2 separate regions of the Homo sapiens genome follow, and region 1 is linked to region 2. A link is a loop called in an ENCODE intact Hi-C map of the cell type or tissue named here. Cell type or tissue: Calu3. All regions are shown on one strand. Links, peaks and the distances in the headings refer to the core of each region. The heading gives the core; the rest is flanking DNA.

The links. Peaks named below come from ENCODE experiments on the same cell type or tissue, not always from the same donor. Only the 100,000 strongest peaks of a DNase experiment are listed, where the experiment ranks them.
Region 1: a loop joins it to region 2, with 11 times the contacts of the local background. A loop is called at or near these places in 55 of 110 quality-filtered maps.

Annotation. Positions count from the first base shown.
Region 1 is chr11:84,554,097-84,563,825 of GRCh38, forward strand. The region is part of intron 6 of DLG2 (discs large MAGUK scaffold protein 2); the gene reads right to left. Among named protein-coding and RNA genes, the nearest start is that of DLG2-AS2, 920 kb to the left of the region's middle. In Calu3, for the core only: no CTCF peak of the experiment used is centred there; a DNase peak (open chromatin) is centred at 4,195.
Region 2 is chr11:84,710,432-84,720,160 of GRCh38, forward strand. All of the region lies in intron 6 of DLG2 (discs large MAGUK scaffold protein 2), which reads right to left. Among named protein-coding and RNA genes, the nearest start is that of DLG2, 910 kb to the right of the region's middle. In Calu3, for the core only: a CTCF peak has its summit at 4,056 (motif pointing left); a DNase peak (open chromatin) is centred at 4,040.

The sequences.
Region 1 (9,729 bases), core at 1,054-9,053, 160 kb before region 2:
TCTGCTTGGGCATATCTTCGTCCATTCAGTTCATGGCTTCATTTGTAGTTCTGTGTGTTTTATTTTCTTCTTCATCCTTGTATCAATTCATCCTTTTATCTAAACTATTAAGTTTTACCTGGATATGCAAAATTAACAATCACAGTGAAGCTTCCCAAATGGGGCAGTTTTTAACCCTAAAAATCATTACTCTTTCCTTAATGTGGATAGGACTTGCTCAATCTTGAGGGCAGAACGACTACCAGTTTTATTAGGTGCACTAGCTGCAGGGATTCAACAGTGTACAAGCAAGATAGGCAGTATTATTTCTCTTGTGGAGCTTTCCTTCTAGTGGTGGTGACTAACATAATTTAAAAATAAAGAAAATGGGCCGGGTGCGGTAGCTCATGCCTGTAATCCCAGCACTTTGGGAGGCCGAGGTGGGCAGATCACCTGAGGTCGGGAGTTCAAGACCAGCCTGACCAACATGGAGAAATCCCGTCTCTTCTAAATATACAAAATTAGCCGGGCATGGTGGCGCATGCCTGTAATCTCAGCCACTCGGGAAGCTGAGGCAGGAGAATCACTTGAACACAGGATGGGGAGGTTGCGGTGAGCTGAGACTGAGTCACTGCACTCCAGCCTGGGCAACGAGAGTGAAACTCTGTCTCAATAATAATAATAATAATGAAGGAAATAAAGTCAAGGAAATAAGATGCTCCAAGAGAGCACAAGAAGGAACCATATTCATTAGAGAATGTCAAGGATGCTTTCTGAAACAATGACATATTAACTGAAGTCAGAGGAATGAGAATATCTCCCATGTGAAGAGGTGGGTAAGCTGCCTTTCAAATGAAAGGAAGAACAACCATGAGAATCTTTGTGTTGGAAAAGAGTGTGGTAGGTTCAAGGAATTGACACGGCTTTCTGAAGAGGGGTGAGTGAAGCAAACATGAGGAAGGAGAGGTAACCTGGAATAAGATTACATACGGCCTTGTTAGCCTTGGGAAGGATTTGGGTCCCCATCCTAAGAAAAATGGGAAGTCAACAAAGAATTTCAGCAGGAGAGTGATATGACCTGATATATATTTTCAAAAGCTCACTCTTGAACTCTTAGTGAGCCTGTAAGAGGATGTAACTGCAATAAAAAGCAGTATGGAGGTTCTTCAAAAATATGAAAATAGAACTACAATATTATCTAGCAAACCCACTTCTGGGTATATATCCCAAAGAATTGAAAGCAAGGTCTTGAAAAGATATTTACACACCCATGTTCATAGTAGTACTATTCATGATAGCTAAGAGGTAGAAGCAACCCAAATGTTTGTTGATGAATAAATAAACAAAATGTGGTTAGAAATATCCATATATACACACACACACACAATAAAATGTTATTCAGCTTTAAAAAAGAAAGGACATTTTGTCACAAGCTACAATATGGACATATCTTAAGGACATTATGCTAAGTGAAATAGGTTGGTAATAAAAAGACAAATGGTGTATGATTCCATTTATATGAAGTGCCTACAGTGGTGATATTCACAGAAACAGAAAGTAAAATGGTAGTTATCAGGGACTAGAGAGAGGAAGAAATAGGGAGCTGTTTAAAGGATATAAAGTTTCAGATTTACAAGAGGAAGAAGTTCGGGGGATCTGTTGTACAACAAAGTGAACATAATTAACACTACTGAACTGTACAGTTTAAAATGGTTAACATAGACTAAAATTTTATGAATTTTTTACTACAATTTTTTAAAAGCTTACTCTAGCTGCCAAAGGAGAATGGATTCAAAGGGAGAGGGCAAAAGTTGGGGAGACCAGTTGGGAGGCATTTAGAGAACCTGTGCTGGTGCCTGAGACAGGCAAGTGGCAGAGCCTGCAGGCCAATGAGCTCAGCCCCTGCCCATCTGCATTTCCTACAGTAGGAAGCATCTAGGGGCCACAAACTCCAAGTTTTCTTTTGCCCACCCACACAACATTCCAAATGTCCATGTCTTTTATTCTTTCAACCCTCCAACATCTTTTCTCAGAGGAGATAAGAAGTAACAAAAAAAATGAATTTTGTAACACTTGGTGACTAAGTTCACTCCCATCTGGGCCCATCTTTTGCCTGATAGGAGACAGGACATGGTCAGGTAGCAGGTGGACTTTAAGCAACCATATCCAGCTTTGAGATTGGGGCCTAGTGGACAGTGGGTATAAAGATACTCTGTGTTAGCCTCTCATCAAAAATGCACCCCCAGTTATTTTTTGTAAACTTGAGCATCTGACCTAACATGTGTTTAGTCTTTCTTCCTGACTCGTATTTCTGTTTTGGCTCATAGCAACAACCCTAAATGGTTAGAGCAAGAGTATCCAGTCTCCGATCTTTTGGCTTCCCTAGGCCACAATGGGAGAAGAATTGTCTTGGGCCACACATAAAACACACTGATAGCTGATGAGCTAAAAATAAATAAATAAATTGCAAAACAGTCCCACGATGTTATTCAAATGTTTTTGCATTTGTGTTGGCCCACATTCGAAGCTGTCCTGGGCCACATGTGACCCACAGGCCGCAGGTTGGACAAGCTGGGTTAGAGGGTGAAGAGCCTCTGTTCCCCAGATTACACATGTAGTACTCCCACACTCTTACCAAACAATTATTTTGTATTGTGATTAAAAATTATATTTCAAACTCATTATGGAATCATTCATGTGTTCTTATCATTTAGCTCCCACTTATAATTGAGAACATGTAGTATTGCGTTTTCTGTTCCTATGTTAGTTTGCTAAGGATAATGGCCCTACATAACAAAGTAATTTACATCAGCTATACAATCTATAAGGAATAATGTAACAAACTTCCTCATAACTGCCATCCATCTTTAAAAAGTATTACCAGCAGAATGGAGGCCCCTGGGTATCCATCCCGGGTCATATCTGTCTGCCTCTCCCCTGAGGTAATTGTGGAATTTTATCTGTATAATTCCCTGTTTTCCCCAATAGTCTTACTACATAGACAGGTAATTGTAATGGTTAGTTTTATGTGTCAACTTGGCTAAATTATAGTATTCAATTACTTAATTTAGGTGTTGCTATGAAGGAATTTTGTAGTTGTGGTTAACATCTACAATCAGTTGACTTTAAGTAAAGGAAATTATCATTGATATTCTGGGTGGGCCTCATCTGACCATTTGAAAGGTCTTAGAAGCAAAACTAGGGTTTCCATGAGAAAGAATAGATTTCATCTGTGGATTTCTTGCTTAGTGCCTATTGAAGAGTTTCCAGCCTGCTGCCCTGCCCTATTGATTTTAGCTCCCACAATGACAAAAGCAAATTCCTTAAAATAAATTTGTTTATATACACATATTAATATATATACACATACTGGTTCCATTTCTCTGATATGATCTTTACTGATACAGTATTCCTTAAAAATGCTTAGTTTATATCTATTTTGGAACTTTATGTAAGCAGTATCATATTGTGGCTATTTTTCTACAACATTTCATTGAGAAATTTATTTATGTTGATGTGTGCAAAACTAGATCATTTCTTTTTAATTTTTTACAGTATGTTATTATTAGTATATCACAATGTACCATTTTTTTTTTTCTGAGAGAGATATTTGGGCTTTTTCTATTATTTTCCTTTCCGGAATAACAAAACTAACAATACTGCTAAAAATCCTTGCATGTGTTTTTTGGTGCACATATGTAAAACTCTTGTTAGAACATATATACCTAGGAGAGTAGAGGAGTTCTGGGTCTTAGACTATATGCATCTTCAATTTTTCTAGATATCTGTTCCGTGCTTTCTCCAATGATCTTACTACAAAGTAGTTGTATTTTTGTCAGAAATATACCAATTTACAAACTATCAGCAACATATGAGAACTATGATTTTTCCATACTCTCAGTAAAACCTGGAATTATCAAGAAAAACACTTATAACGTGACTATATATCAGATTTGGAAAATCTCATCGACAGGATTTATAGATACATTATATGTAAGGGGTGAGAAAGATAAAGGAGTCAAGGATCATTCAAAGATTTTTAACTCTAGTATTCATTAATATTTATTCTAAGTGTTATTATTCTTATTATTATCTCTAACGCTTGTGATGAACTTGAACAAATAAAAAAACTTCACTAAGTGGTTTGGAGTTGGTTTATTTCCCAGATTACATCCCTTGTGTGCAGCATTCACTGTCAGCCACAAGGTGGCAAGCTAAGCATCCTTAAATCTAAAGCTCAACTCTGGTCTGGGTGAACTTGACTATTCTTAGAAAGTTTATAAAGCAAGAACTTATTCCCCAGTAGTGAATTCTTATGGGTATAGCACACATGCTTCTTTCCTAAAAATTGTGGCATCTTTGCAATGTATGTCTCCTTGTATAAGGAAACAAGCAGAAACCTTTTTTTCTTAAATAAAACTCTAAACCAATCAGGGCTCTGCTAGCATCCTTTTGGCTCCCTTTAATCACAGCACACATTCTAGACTCCTAATCCTGCCATCCAAGACCCTCTACAAACTGCCTTAAATCTTCGCTTCTAACTTCACCTTCCTTTACTTTCTTTATACTTCAAATACCTACCGCTCCCCAGCTCCCTATACACACACCACTTTTTATTCCTCTGCCTAAACATTCCAGCTCTCAGGGCATAGTCCACCTACGCCAAATTCCGTTCAGATGTGTATAACTCATAGTTCACATTTCCATGACTTGGTGAAGGCTATTGATTCCTTATCTTCTTTATTTTTTTGCATCTATTCAATTGAAATGCAAATTTGAGTCTCAGCTTCAAGAGTACTCTTCCAAAGACTTCAGGGTCTCCTCCAGCAGTTAGCTATGATTCTCCTAAGCCCCTCAAAACATTTTTTATACCATCATTAGAGCTGTCACATTTTATTATAACATTTTTATCTTTTTTCTCCCCAAAAGCTTGTTACCAACAGAGAGTCATGACAGATTTTTCTTTGACTCTGTCAGTGACCATTCCACGCCTGGCAGCTCAATGGATGTTGAGTAGCTTGCTGAATAAATGAATGAATAAATAGATATTGTATGAAGGCAAATATTTAATTTTGAGTGATGTATGTTTCCTATCAGTATGTAGAGTACCCAACAAAGTGCTTATATTGCCTGAACTTTTATCTATTATTACTGTTGTCATTATAACAAAAATCATTTAAAAGTAAACAAACACTGAGTTGGTTGTTAACCAGACACAGAAGATACAGCTTCTGCCATGAAGAGGTAAGCCAAGGGGACCTAGGGAGATGGCATAACTTAGGGAACAATTAGAGACACAGACAATGTGTGCATATGTAAATTAGTATAATATACTGATATAATAAAGTAATTCACTTAATGTAATTAAATAAATCATTAGGTTTCACTGTTGGCACGAGAAGTTTCCATAATTCAGTTGACACATAAAATATTTTTTTCAGCAAACATATTATTGATTTTCCACAAAGGTTATAATATAATAAGCATATAATATTGATTTCTTTTAAAAGCTCTCCATCCAGAGCTACGAGAATCTCAGAGGAATTGTAATCCCTTCTAATTAAAAGCTTCAACATGCAAATATGTGCTATTAGGCATTAGGCACCATATGCTGCACTATAATCTGAACTTGCTAACTGTGTCTCTTCGGTCCTCTGAATATAACTATTTCCTGATCAATACATTTTTTGCATTTTATCTTCTTGGGTTTAGATCTAAAAGGTTTCCTAAGTTAGTTTATGCTAGATCTTAATTCTATTTTAATTTTAAATTGATTAAATCAATAGTTACTGAGTGACTATGAGATACAAGAAAATGGGCTATGCTCTAACATATGGCACATGACATGTTATCCCATTTGTTTTTAGCTATTATTTTGATGAAGACCTACTCTGTGCCAGATATTCCTCTAGGAGGAAGAATCTAAGGCTCAAAAATGTATATAGGTATGCTGGAGTATCTTGTGTACTTGTTGGGAAATCACAGGAATAAATTCAGCCTAACAGGTTTTGCATAATCTTTTTAGATTCTTTTATATAATACTAGCTACAGGACTGTATATAGTCTGGATACCAAATTTGGGAATCTGATCTTCCCTTTAAGTCAAATTTAGTAGGAAAGCCACATTGTATTGATTTTAGCCAATGTTCTCAAATGAAGCAACTTAAGTCAGCTTAAAAATTGCTGTTGACTATTATTGAATACCTACAGTGTGCTAGGCACTATCAATTCAGCTGAAACTCATTAATTCAAGTGAATAACTCAGTCCCCATTAGGAGGGCTCACATTTTACAAATGACCAAGCAAGAGAAAAACACCCAGCTGAAAGGCAACAGAACTGGCAGGCACTTTTATCATCTGCTGTTAATTGGAAGTAGAAGAACTTAATTTTATTCAGAATAATGCTTCATCATGGCTTTGGAAAGTAATGAATTCTCAGGGGATCTGAATGTGCGCCTCTAATAAACTTTCTATAAGACATGGCAGATTTGTTGAGAGAGGAGAGGGGTCTTCTTATAAAATATTCTGGGCTGTGGAAAGGTAAAATAAAACAAATGTACATTTTGGGTTAAAATCAACAGAAAATCATAAAATTATTTTATCTGGCCATCCATAGACTACTATGAGCTTTTAAGTTAATTTATGTATGAGCATAATGGAGAGTTGAGGCAAGAAAATGAGGGGTATGCTGAAGATGGAGTAGGTATTACTTCAAGAGGTCTGAGTGCCACCCTTTGCCATGAAGGAAAACTAATAAATTGATATTTTGGAGTTAGAGTACTCACGCTTTTACAATGTGACTTGATACTGCATTTTTAAATAACTCCTTCAACACAGATTTATTGGGCATCTGTCATCAGCTAGGCACTTTGGTAGATACTAGGAATACAATAATCAATGAAATAATTTCATTCCCTTTTCTCATGGTGTTTGGTCTGGTATGGGGAGGCAAATGTTAAATGCATAAGTGACTACTGACTACTTAATTATAGCCATAATATTAGCTGTGAAACAGTATATTGGGCATTTGGAGTATGTGCAGTGAGTAGGACATATAGTTCAATAGGTTTAGGTGATAATGCAAATGATAGATGTGCTTTACTGAGCATCTATATTCTTCTGGTCATTATGCTAACTCTTTTGCATTATTTCCAATTTTTATAATTATCCTACAAAAATAAAATACACTTCTGTCACAGATGAGAACTCCTGATCCTATAGATTTCATGATGGCAGATGCCATCAAGCCATAGCCTGTTACACCCTTTTGCCATCTCATCTTCTAAGACTCAGATTAAATGTTACCTCTCTTTTAAGACTCATATTAAATGTTACCTTTCTGTGAAACCTCCCTTCTAGCAGCCAATGTTCTCTCTTCTGTGCTTTCCAAAGCTCTTGCTTTAAACTCTAATATTTAGAAGTGTAATTAATCTACTTATAAGTCTGACTTGCCCACCAGACAGTCATCTTCTTAAGGAGGAGACTATGTTTTAATTGTATTTCATTTACTTTCATACCTCCTGCACCCAGCAAGCTCAGTGCTTGACATTTATAATTCCTCAATAAATATTTATTAAATCATTGTTGAGTGAAAGAAATTTGTTCTTATAATCTATAGCAAGAATGCAACACAAATGGGAAAATAAGGATAGCATTTCATTTGAAATGCTAAGAAAATATTTGAAAGGCAAATTGTTAGTTAATAAGTATCTAGAATAGACCATGAACCTTGTACACAATACATATTAATTTGAAGATTTAAAATTGACTTCTTTTTTTAACTTCCTAAGTACTGATGAACACTATATATGTCAAACGAAATTGCAACTGGGTTTCAACCAAACAGAATTCACCTAGATAATTTAGCCTTGCACTGCTTTCTCAATCTTGATTTATACTTATCAAAATGTGACAAAATTTCATGTAATCCATAAATACATACCCCTTATGTAACCATAAGAATTTTTAAAAGTTAAAAAAAAAGTAATGTGACAGAATATACTTTTATAAAGTTACATGTTTACAATATCAAGCAATGTATAATAGAATCAATGACCCTTGATCTAGAAGGAACTCCAAGATATCCTTTGGTTCAGTCCCCTGTCTATGAGAAACACTATTCAGAACTGATGGCTGTCATAGACTAAATAATGACTACCATTTAAGTTACTAACTCCCAGGATAAAGGCAGCATTTTCTATGACTGCCTATGTCTCTACCCAATACTAGCTTCTAAGATAATATAAAATGTAAAATTTTTTTAAAAAGAAAAAAAATTGGGAGCACTCATTTCCTTCTTTGCATGTGGATTCAAAGGAGGAGTCCAATTCAAATTTCCAGCCCCTACATGAAGGCTTCTGGGTTTGCCTCATCTGCAAGTGCTCTCTCCCTTGACATTTTATCTCTAAATGCTTATAATAGTTAGCTTGAAAATTATACCCTGTATTTTGGAATTGTTTGTGTCATTTGTTTAAATAACAGTCTATGAGATCTATGAGTCCCTTCTTAAAACTAAATTTTTAACAGCAGTTTCGTCTTATATTTTCTGATTCCTCCAAGCAACTGCTATAGTAGATGTGTCTTGTGTTACAGTAACAATGCAAAAAATCTTTAAAATATATTTCTTAGAATAAATAAATATCCAACTCTTTACCTCTTTTTCTTTCTTTCTTTCTTTTTTTTTTTTTCTTTTGAGACAGGTTCTTGCTCTGTCGCCCAGGCTGGAGTGCAGTGGTACGAACATGGCTCCCTGCTGCAGCCTCAACCAACTGTGCTCAAGTGACCCTCCTGCATCAACCTCCAAAATAGTTGGGACTACAGGCATATGCCACTGTACCTGGCTAATTTTTTATTTTTCATAGACATGGGGTCTTGGCATGTTGTTCAGGCTGTTCTCAAACTGCTGGGCTCAAGTGATCCTCTCGCCTCAGCCTCCCAAAATGCTGTGATTACCAACTTTTATAAAACCACATTTCAACTCCATTTACGTAAGTTTATCTTGAGTAACGTTTCTACTAAAATCCATTCATATTGGGCTGCATTCCTTGTGCCTAGCACTGTCGCTAGCATATAATAGGCTATAAATACATATATGTTGAATATAAAAATGAAGGAAGAATCCAGTTGGCACCTGCGGACTTTTCAACCACGTCTGATATTGAGCTATCTCAAAACATGATGGTGAGTAAATGAATGAGTGATGCTACACCCACAACACATCCACATTTGCAAGGAACACTATGCATAGTACTATTGTGATTTATGTTGTTTATGTTTACCATAAATGTTGATATTTCTTTTTTTCAAAAACCCTGGCATTTTTGAGGCCTCCTTCTAACATAATTAGTGAGAAGTAATGACTGAGTGACCTTTTGACAACAATCCCCAGGGCTGGAAGGAATCATGCTTTTTTTCAGAACCTGGCATTTTGGCTGCAAGCAGCAGCACTGGGAGCTCACTGAAAGAGCCAAAATGTGTCAGAGCACAGGGCAAAATGGCACAGCTGCCAGGTGAGGTTCAGATGCTGTCTGTGTTTTAGGTTGAAGCAGTGAAAAGGCAGACTCTAAAATCGGTCTTGTTCTTACACTCATGCGTAGCTGGCTTTGAGTTCAAGAAAGTTTAAGTAAAGCAGTTAAATGTACACCAGAATCATTACAATAACACTCAGATCTTGGTCCTGGCTCTGTGAGGCTCTGAAGTAGCTGTGTGACATCTTAGCAGCTATGTGACATCTTATTAGTTATGTGACCT
Region 2 (9,729 bases), core at 542-8,541:
TTGAGACATGGCTCCAAGAGAAAAATCGAAGTCTCCTACCCTTAGATAATAAGCCAACTGACATGTGAGTAGCTGCCATCTTATTTGAGAACTTATAAAATAATATCATTATTATTTGATAATATGATAGTATCATTATTTGCCATATGATGCAGTGATATCATTAATCCCTGCCTGGTTTAATCCATAATGTGGATATTAAGGCTGTTACAGTGCACTGGACCAGCATTTTAGAGATAATGACTGTTTTTAGTGTGCTCATTCATCAAACTAAATAATTTAAACTACTTTAGGAATTTGGAAAAAAACTTCAATAAAGATAATACATGAAACCCCATCAAAATTATGTATTTTATATTAGGAATTACACACACACACACATACACACACACAAATGGAAGTTTCAAAAATATTACCTTATTTATAAGATTTCCAGAAGCCATCATTCAGGATGCTATTGTTATTCTATCTGACACCATCATTTAAATTTATATGGAAAAAATATTACTGTGTTCTTTATAATCACTGAAATATATAATGTGTTCATAAGTCTGACAAGTACATTCATATATATATAGATATATATATATATATATATATAGAGCTGAAAAAAGCATTAAAGTAGTTTTAAATGTTTTCTACTATTTAAATGTTTTCTACTATGGTGTCTCTGGAAGTATAATCTGTGACTTACAATAAAGTAAATCCATAACCTTATGAGGAAACTATTTTAATTTCAATAAGATCACCATGGCATGGAGATCTGATTGCGTTTATGATTTATCAGCTTCTCTGTACCTTACTAGACAAGAATGGCCAATTAGTGATGACAGAGCCAGGCATCTCACCCCAGATACTAGCTGCATTATTCAGGGTTCTCCAAAGAAACAGAACCAGTAAGAGAGAGAGAGAGAGAGAGAGAGAGAGAGAGAGAGAGAGAGAGAGAGAGATCGATCGATCTAGCTATCCTCCCCCACCCCCTCCCCCACCCCCCACACACATATGAATTGGTTCCCATTATCACGGAGGTTTTGTCCCAAGGTCAGCAGTCAGCAAGCTGGAGACCCCAGAGAGCCAACATGCAGTTCCAATTCTAGTCTAAAGGCCTGAGAACTGAGAAAGCTGATGATATAAGTTCCAGCACAAAAGCCAGCAGGCTCAAAACCCAAAAAGAGCCAATGCTTCACTTCAAGTCCAAAGGCCAGTAAAGATCAATGCATCAGCTCAAAGCAGGCAGGCAGGAGGAGCTCCCTCTTACTCAGGCTTTTTGTTCTATTCAGGTCTTCAACTGGTTGGATGAGGCTCACCCACATTAGGGAGGACAATCTGCTTTATTGGGTCTACCAATTTAATCTCATCCAGAAACAATCTCTCAGATATACCCAGAATGATATTTAACCAAATGTCTGGCCAGTCAAGGTGACACATAAAGTTAACCACCACATCAAGGTACCACATTAAGTAATGCCTAGTCTTTATTTCAGGGATCTTCCAGGCATTATACTAAATGAATATAATATGGCTCCTGCCCCTAAAATCCCTACAGTTTACACGGGCAAATGGATAAGCAAACAGAATTTACAATTGAATATTACAATTAGGATACAATTATTAAGTATTACATGCCATAAGAGTCCAGGGGTAATTTAATTCAAAAGATACTGGGAATGATTTCACCATATGTACTTTATTTAAAACTTTCCCTGGATATCCATAAGTGAGTACAAGGCAAAAGGCTTCTTAAAGTCTGAGCTCTTTCAGTATTCTGAATTGTACAATTCAATATTCCCTTTCTGTGAACATACTTTATTGGTGGCATAAAAGTTAACCCTCCTTATTTTTTTATATTCAACGTTTTTCTCTCAAATTTTCTAAAATTAAAAATAAAAACTGTAAAAGACCTTGAAGTGGCAAGTATGTATTGTCAAGGGGGTCAAAAGGTCAATGCAGCCTGCTTGTTTGGGACATTCAGCACCTGTTTAACTCCTTAGCTCATTTTTCATTTTCTCTTTCTGGGTCAGGTATAATCTAGGATTTTTGTTTTTGGTATGAATTATATAAACTTCTAGATTCTTCTTTTTGTAGCATTAGAAGCCTTCAACAACGTGTTGGTAGGTTAAAATACCTCCAATTTACTGATAGGTGAATTTCAAAGTGTTTGATTTAATACTACCCAGTTGACTCTATCTGCAATCTACATCTTCTCAGCAATATGTAAAGTAGTTTAATAAAATAGAAAAAAAATCCACTTATTTTATAGTTACCACATACCAGGCATTGTGCTAAATGTTTTGATATGTGATCTATCACTTAATTTTTACAACAGTCCTGAAAGGAGGGTGTTATTTTTCCAACTTCTTGCAGATAAAACTTGTCAGTTTCTCTTTTCTCACCTTGATTTCCAAAACTTCTAGTTCAGAGTTAGAGGTCATGACGTAGAAAGAATAACATTGAGTTCGAAACTAGAAGACCTAGTTGTAGCCTTGGCTGTGTAACTTGCTGTGTGACCTTGAGTAAGTCATATTCTATCCATGTGATTTAATAACCTCATGCAGAAAATGATAGTGTGAATACTATGAGAAATGATGTTTGGATCAAACTCCTCTCAAAAGAAATTCTTGTACAATAAAACTGACTCCTCTCATCAGTGTACCTTACATTCAAATTCAGGTGTGCATAAATGACATTTTTGCAAATTGACTCATAGCTTAAAGGCACTTAAGCATAGAATCCTGCTATTTGAAAGAGTACAAAATTATATTGGAAATGAGTGTATATTCCAAATCTAACCTGCTTAGGTTCAAATTTTGGCTCTGCTATTTAAGAGTGATATGACTTTGGGCAAATTACTTAAACCACCTGCACCCCAATTTCTCTACCTGTAACACTGGGGTAACCAGGGTAACTACTATACCCATCTCAAAGGGGCACTGTAAAGATTAAGTGAGTTGACATTTCTGAAAACACTGTCTGACAACTGGTAGCAGGTCAGTGTGTGTATGTATTGAGAGAGAAACTGAAGTCTTGGCAATGTAAATAGCTGTCTCCTTAATGTACCAATTTTGAACACTTGGATTTTTTGCATATTAGGTATTTTTGAGGTGATACAAAGCAATATAGTCGTGAGACTCCTATTAACTCAAAGTCTAACAGAGTTTTAACCCGATTCACAGGAGAAAAACTAGACTACCTCTTATTTACAAATCCATAAAGTAAAGATGAAGAATGTGATGACATATAAAGTAGCTTGCAGCAATATAAATTTATATAACTATGATTAAAATAAATGCAGAAATACCCATCATCAAGCATCTTAAATTATTTTTTAAAATCTGACTTAGTAATTTTACTTATTCTATCCTATCCAAAGGAAATAATTTTAAATCCAAAAGAGACTTATTCCCCAAGATGTTGATTTTATTTTTAATAGTAGAAAATTTAAGGGGAAAAAAGCCAAAATATCAAAAGGATGGTTAACTGTTATACAGCAATTAAAATACATTCACAAAGCCTAATATAAATTTAAATTATTCAAATGCAGACTCAACATGATTACAACTACACTTTTAAAATAAGTCATGTATAAACCAAGGAAACCAAAATAGTACTGGGAAACTAGGAAAATACACACTAAAATATTAAGTTTTTACATCTAGTCCTCTGAAACAAAAAGTATTTTCTAAAGTTTGTTTTTTGAATTTCTGTTTTTTTCTAATATATTTCAATGAACACATGTTACTATAAAATAAAAAAAAAACATATACCAAAATGGTCAACCTTTGGCAATATTCAAAATAGGTAAAGGGAAACTACCCTGCTAGTGACAAAAAATATGCATAATGATATATGAATTGATGGCTCCTCTGCTACCACTAATGTTTTACAACAAAGTTGGCCACATTTAAATAAACAAATGGGCAAACAAAACTACTTCTCTGCCACAGAGACTGTCTAGGCAGGAAAAAGGGGTCTGGGAGAGGTGGAGAAAGGCAGAAGGTTCCAGGGAACTGTCCACCAAGGAGGTGCTGACAGGCCCTCTGATATTGGGTGAGTGTTAGAGCACCCTCTGGAGGCTGGGAGCCCACAACCCATTTCCTCTTTCTCTTTCTCTTTCTCTTTCTCTCTCTTTCTCTTTCTCTTTCTCTTTCTCTTTCTCTTTCTCTTTCTTTCTCTTTCTCTTTCTCTTTCTCTTTCTCTCTCTCTCTCTCTCTCTCTTTCTCTCTCTCTCTCTCTCTCTCTCTCTGCCTCCCCGCCCCACCCAAGACTTTCCCTTCCCATCTTTCCCTTCCTATCATTCTGTTCTATTTTCTTTCCTTCCCTGCTCCTTCTTCTGTTTGCCTGGTAACTACGGAGATTGGAAGAAATAACACTGGTAAAACACCTAAGATACTGTATATATGTTTAATAAAACCAAATTATTTTACCCCTTCCTTTTGCTGTTTTAGTCCTTGAACTCATCCCTTTCTTCTTCTGATTCCCTCCCTTTTTTATTTTTCCATTTTCTTCCATTTTAACCTTCCACTTACTCTCCCTATTCTCTCTTTTGTGAGAGTCACCCTGTAGAAGAAAGGTAGGTTGCTTTCTAGAAGATGACTCCTTTCCTTTGAGGGTTAGGGCAGTTACAAAAGGTCCAAATACTCACCAGAAAAAAATAAAATTTCAGGACTCTATAACATTTTCAAAAACTTTCCCCTATCTTAATATATAAAAACAATATTGAAGATACCTGATGTGTCCTACGGGCTTCACAGTGGTTCAGTTGAGCTGTTATATTAACAAATTGCTATTATGAGAAAGAAAGAGGTGCTCAAGTTTTAGCCATGTTTCTTTTAAAACTGTAAATATTCAAAATATACAACATAATGTTTTGATATAGTGAAATGGTTACTACAGCCAAACTAATTAACATACCCATTATCTGTGTTACACTCTGTGTGTGTGTATGTGTGTGTGTATGTAAGAATACCTAAAATCTACTCTCTTAGCAAATTTCTGGTATACAATCCAATATTAACTATAGTCCAAACACTGTACCTGAGATCTCTAGGTTTATTCATTCCACATAACCGCAACTTTGTTTCCTGCAACCCACATCTTCAAATTTCCTCCCAATCTCCCATAACCACCATTCTACTGAGTTTGTATGTGTTCTACTTTTTTTTTACATTCCACATATAAGTGAGGTCAGCAGCATTTTCCTATCTTCAGTTTATTTCATTTAGTTTAATGTCCTCCAGGTGTATCCATGTTATTGCAAATGTAAGGTTATCCTTCTTTTCAAAGGTTGGATAATATTCTAATTTATAGAATAGATATAAATGTATCTCTATAAAATAGATACATGCCACAATTTCTTCATCCATTTATTTGTCAATGAACACTTAGGTTGTTTCCATATCTTGGCTATTATGAATTATTTAAAATAGTGTTGCAGTGAACATGAGAATGCAGATATCTCTGTGAGATGCTAATTTCGTTTCCTTTGGTTATATATCTAAAAGGGGATTGCTAGGTTATATGGTAATTCTATTTGTAATACATTTAGAAACCTTCACACTGTTTTCCATAATTATCACACTAATTTACATTCTCACCAACAGTGTACATAGGTTCCCTTTTCTCCATACCCTTGACAACACTGGTTACCTCTTGTCTTTTTGATAACAGCCATTTTAATAGTATGAGATGATATCTCACTGTGGTTTTGATTCTCATTTTCCTGATACTTAACGATGTTGAGCACCTCTCCTTGTACCCACTGGCCATTTTAATGTCTCCTTTGAAGAAGTGTCTATCCAGGTCCCTTGTGCATTTTTTTTAACATAAGCCATATTTCAATTACATCTTCCTTTTAATTAAAATAGTAAAGCAAAGGAATAATTGTAGAGAATACTGTAATTTATAAAGTATTTTTAGAATATTAGGACAAATAACAAATATTCTTTTATGTTTGTATGTATTTTTATCTTAGAAATATTGGGGAATAAAAGAAGGGAGACACACACACATGGACTGTGGACCTTTGCAATGCAGCTATAGACAAGATAAAGGAAAGAGAAATACTATATAGGCTGGCCCTTGAAATTAAATTCAATACTTTGATCTTTGTGGATGGAGAAAACAGTTAAGTGAAGGTAAAGTTGATGCCTATTTTCTGATAATGACATAAAAACTACTATGACAAAGAAAAAAACCTTTTAGAAGACCTCCTTCCCCATGGCAAGCCCATTCCCATAAATAGCCTTGTAGGTGTGATGATGGCATATGGACAGGGGCAAAAAAAAAAAAAAAGGTAGGGGGGAACTGATATAATAGAAAATCTTTTTTTTTGGAAGAAGGTTATTTTGGTTTCTCTCATGAGAACTTAAGGTTAGATGGGACTGTAGGTGATCTGTATTTTAATAAAAGAAGTGGAATTACTTCCTCAATAGGCTTGGAATTAATTTCTGGAATAAATGGTGTTGTACTTACGTTTGTATCTCTAATGCCCATCATAATGCCTAGCATGGAAAGACACTCCATGTTTACAGTCATAAGTCGTATAGTCAGTTAACTAAATTGAATAGCTCTCAGGATGCAACAAGACGGACCCTGGAGATGGCTAAGTGACAAAAGAAGATAACTTTTGAGTGTCTAGCTTGAAAGCTCAAATTACTCAGCATCCTTGAAGCCATTCTGAGATAATTAGAGCAAACAGTTTTAGTGTTTTTGAAACTGACAGTCTGGCCTACCCATGAAAATGGTTTTAGACTTTGCCATGTAAATAACTTTCAGGAAAGGAAATAAATATTCATCCTAATAATCTTATTTTCACACTTAGTAGGTAATCTTGAAATGACTGCAGGTTTCTGAAGTATCCTTATTGAAATCTGTGTCTCCATGATTTTTTCAAAAATTATTTAAATCCCATTTTAATTACTAAAAGATTCAATGAAAATCCTTATTTTATATTTTTTTCTTAAATCAATATTGTAAGAAATGTAATCATCTGCCATATCACTTAAATTTGAGACCAAAGGGAACAAGAGCAGTTTATTGCTATGCCTCCAGTGTGTAGAATTTCTAGTGTGGTCAATAAATATTTGCTGATCAAATGGAATAATAGTATAATTTGTTAATTAATTTTCATAAATGTACTTCATTTTATGAATGTCATATCAATATATAAATGGTTCCTATATTTTACATAAACAGCATAGAGCAAAGAAAAATAACTTTGGGAAAAGTAATGATTGATTTCTTAATAAAGATGAAGAATTTATCAAGAGAACTATCTTAATAACAGTGGGAGCAGTTTCTCCTATAAGTAATAAGCCCACCTCAGTGAAGCTATGAAAATAATTAAGGCCATATAAGCAACAATCATTTGATGAATTTATACATAGTAAGTACTGCATGCATCTCATTTAACTGTTATTTCTCACAATGACATAGTAATATATACTGCAGTAGTTATTGCTGTGGCCACTTTACATATGAAGAAACTGAGACTTACATAAATCATATCAATAGTAAGTATAAAATTTAGCTTTGAAACTTAAGCCTGTCTGTGAGGTAAATTTTGCATATTATTTTCTGTTGTCATCTGTCAGATAATGTTGAAGAACTTCACTAGGAGGAAGGCTACAGTAGAAAGTCCCAATACTCTTTCCATATTTAAGATTATAAGATAGAATCCTTATGTCAACCCATCTATAATTAACCTTCTGTTAAGTATGGTTATAATATAATAATTGATCCCATTATAAAGGGATTTGAGAATTATCTTATTCAAATACTTTGCAAAATAAGATGGGTTAGAGTCTCTAAAAGCATTATTTTATTTTCACATAACATTAATTTATTTTTCAAAAAACGATGTCTGCAAACACACATGACATAGGTGTTTCACTCTATTGACATGAATCTCTCTCATAAAGTGAATTTGTTAAATCCGAATACCAAAAGGAAGAGAACATAAAGAAAGTTAAACTAATGTATTTCCTTAGCCTTAAAAAAAAAAGTGTGTGCTTGAAATTATTTTAATTCCCTCCAATATGGTTTGAAAGTTAGGGGAAAACCTAACAGCATAAAAGAAACTTGTTTGTAAATGAACTTGAAGGGTCGAATGCATATTCAACAACATTCTCTACACCAATGGCTTATCTTATTTGATTATTAGCTTGTGTTTAATTTCCCTTGACAAATAATTCACCTTTGTTAAATATCATTTAGCACCGCTAAGTAATTCTTGTAAGTTCATGGGAATGGATTTTAAACAGTAGCCATTGCAAGGATGCTACTGTAAATGCAGTTAGGAGAGTGAATAAAAGCATGAGGTAGGGGTGGCAGGTTGTATGGGAGAGAACCTAACTCCTTAGTTATTGGTGCTATTCATTCACATACATCTTCCTGACAGTGATGAACACACAAACCTTCAACAATTCTAAGATCTCTTCGGGGTTTCCAAAGGAACAACAAGCTACTCTTTAGTATGGGCAATATATTTTTTAACCAACCCTACAGTGTAACCTATCATATTGAGTAGAAAAACATAAATCTCTGGCAATAATATTATCATTCAATGACTTCATGAAAGACATAACCAGAGATTGTTAGAGCTGGCAGGTGCCTCAGAGATAATCTCATCCACAGTCCTCATTTTACAGAAGAAAATCTGAGGCCCAGAGAAGATTCTCTAGGCATAGCCAATATAAGACTTAAAATCCTGACTCCCAATTTTTCCGTTAAGCTTACACCTCCTGTGAGCACTATCCATGAAGTTCAGTGTGTGTGTTTCATTAACTTTACTGCCTAAGGTGCTTACCAGCTGTCCAATCCAATCTCTGGTGTTATCTTTCAGAAAAATAGGAATTATGTGATATACATTCACTTAGAGAAGTCAAACTTCAGTTATTTCAGATGAAGAAAGCTCTCTCTCTTTCTCTCTCTCTCTCCTTAGACAGTCACCATAGTAGCCACATGAAGTGTTTTATATAAATAAGCTGGACAAATCCACTGGCTTTTCACAACAAAAAGAAGTGAAGACTTGTAACTTACAGTAACAGGACATGCACTCAGGCCATTAATGGGCTAAAACTGTTCAAACACCAAGTTCTATGCATCTTTTTCAAGGAGTGCGTCGTCAGGTCCAACAAGGAAGCACCATTAATATATTTCAGAAAAGGAGCAATGAATGATAACCTGTTTTAAAAACCTTCAAACCTCATTTCTCTGGGAACACCAATCACCTTTACAAAAATCTGGGGTGGGACAGTTATTTACTACAAACTTCACTGAGTAACTGCGCCACCTCTTGATAAAATTTGTTTGTTGATTTCAAGTGGATTGTATAAAAGGGAAAAGCATGCAACTGGGGGCAACCTGAGCCTAGCTCCAGATTTTCTGTCTAAAATAAAAATAAGCTGTTTATCTTAAAAAATGTCAGTTTATCTAGAGTTCATCGACCACCCCACTTACTCCTGCTAGTTAGCCCAGTGGGTTGGGGCTCTAGGTGGTAGTAACCTGAGATGAGTTCAGGAGCTCCCAAATTAGCAGTCTGGAGCCCAGTCACTAGCTAAATGCATAAGGAGATCCCAAGCAGAGAGCCACCCAAGGTGCCCCATTTCCGAGCTGCATCTGCTCTTGTAGCCTCTGTATGTTAGAGACCAGGGTCCCATCACCATTGAGTTATGAGCCCAACATCGGACGCCAGAAAATCAGTGCGATCTCTTGGCCCCCAAACCCAGC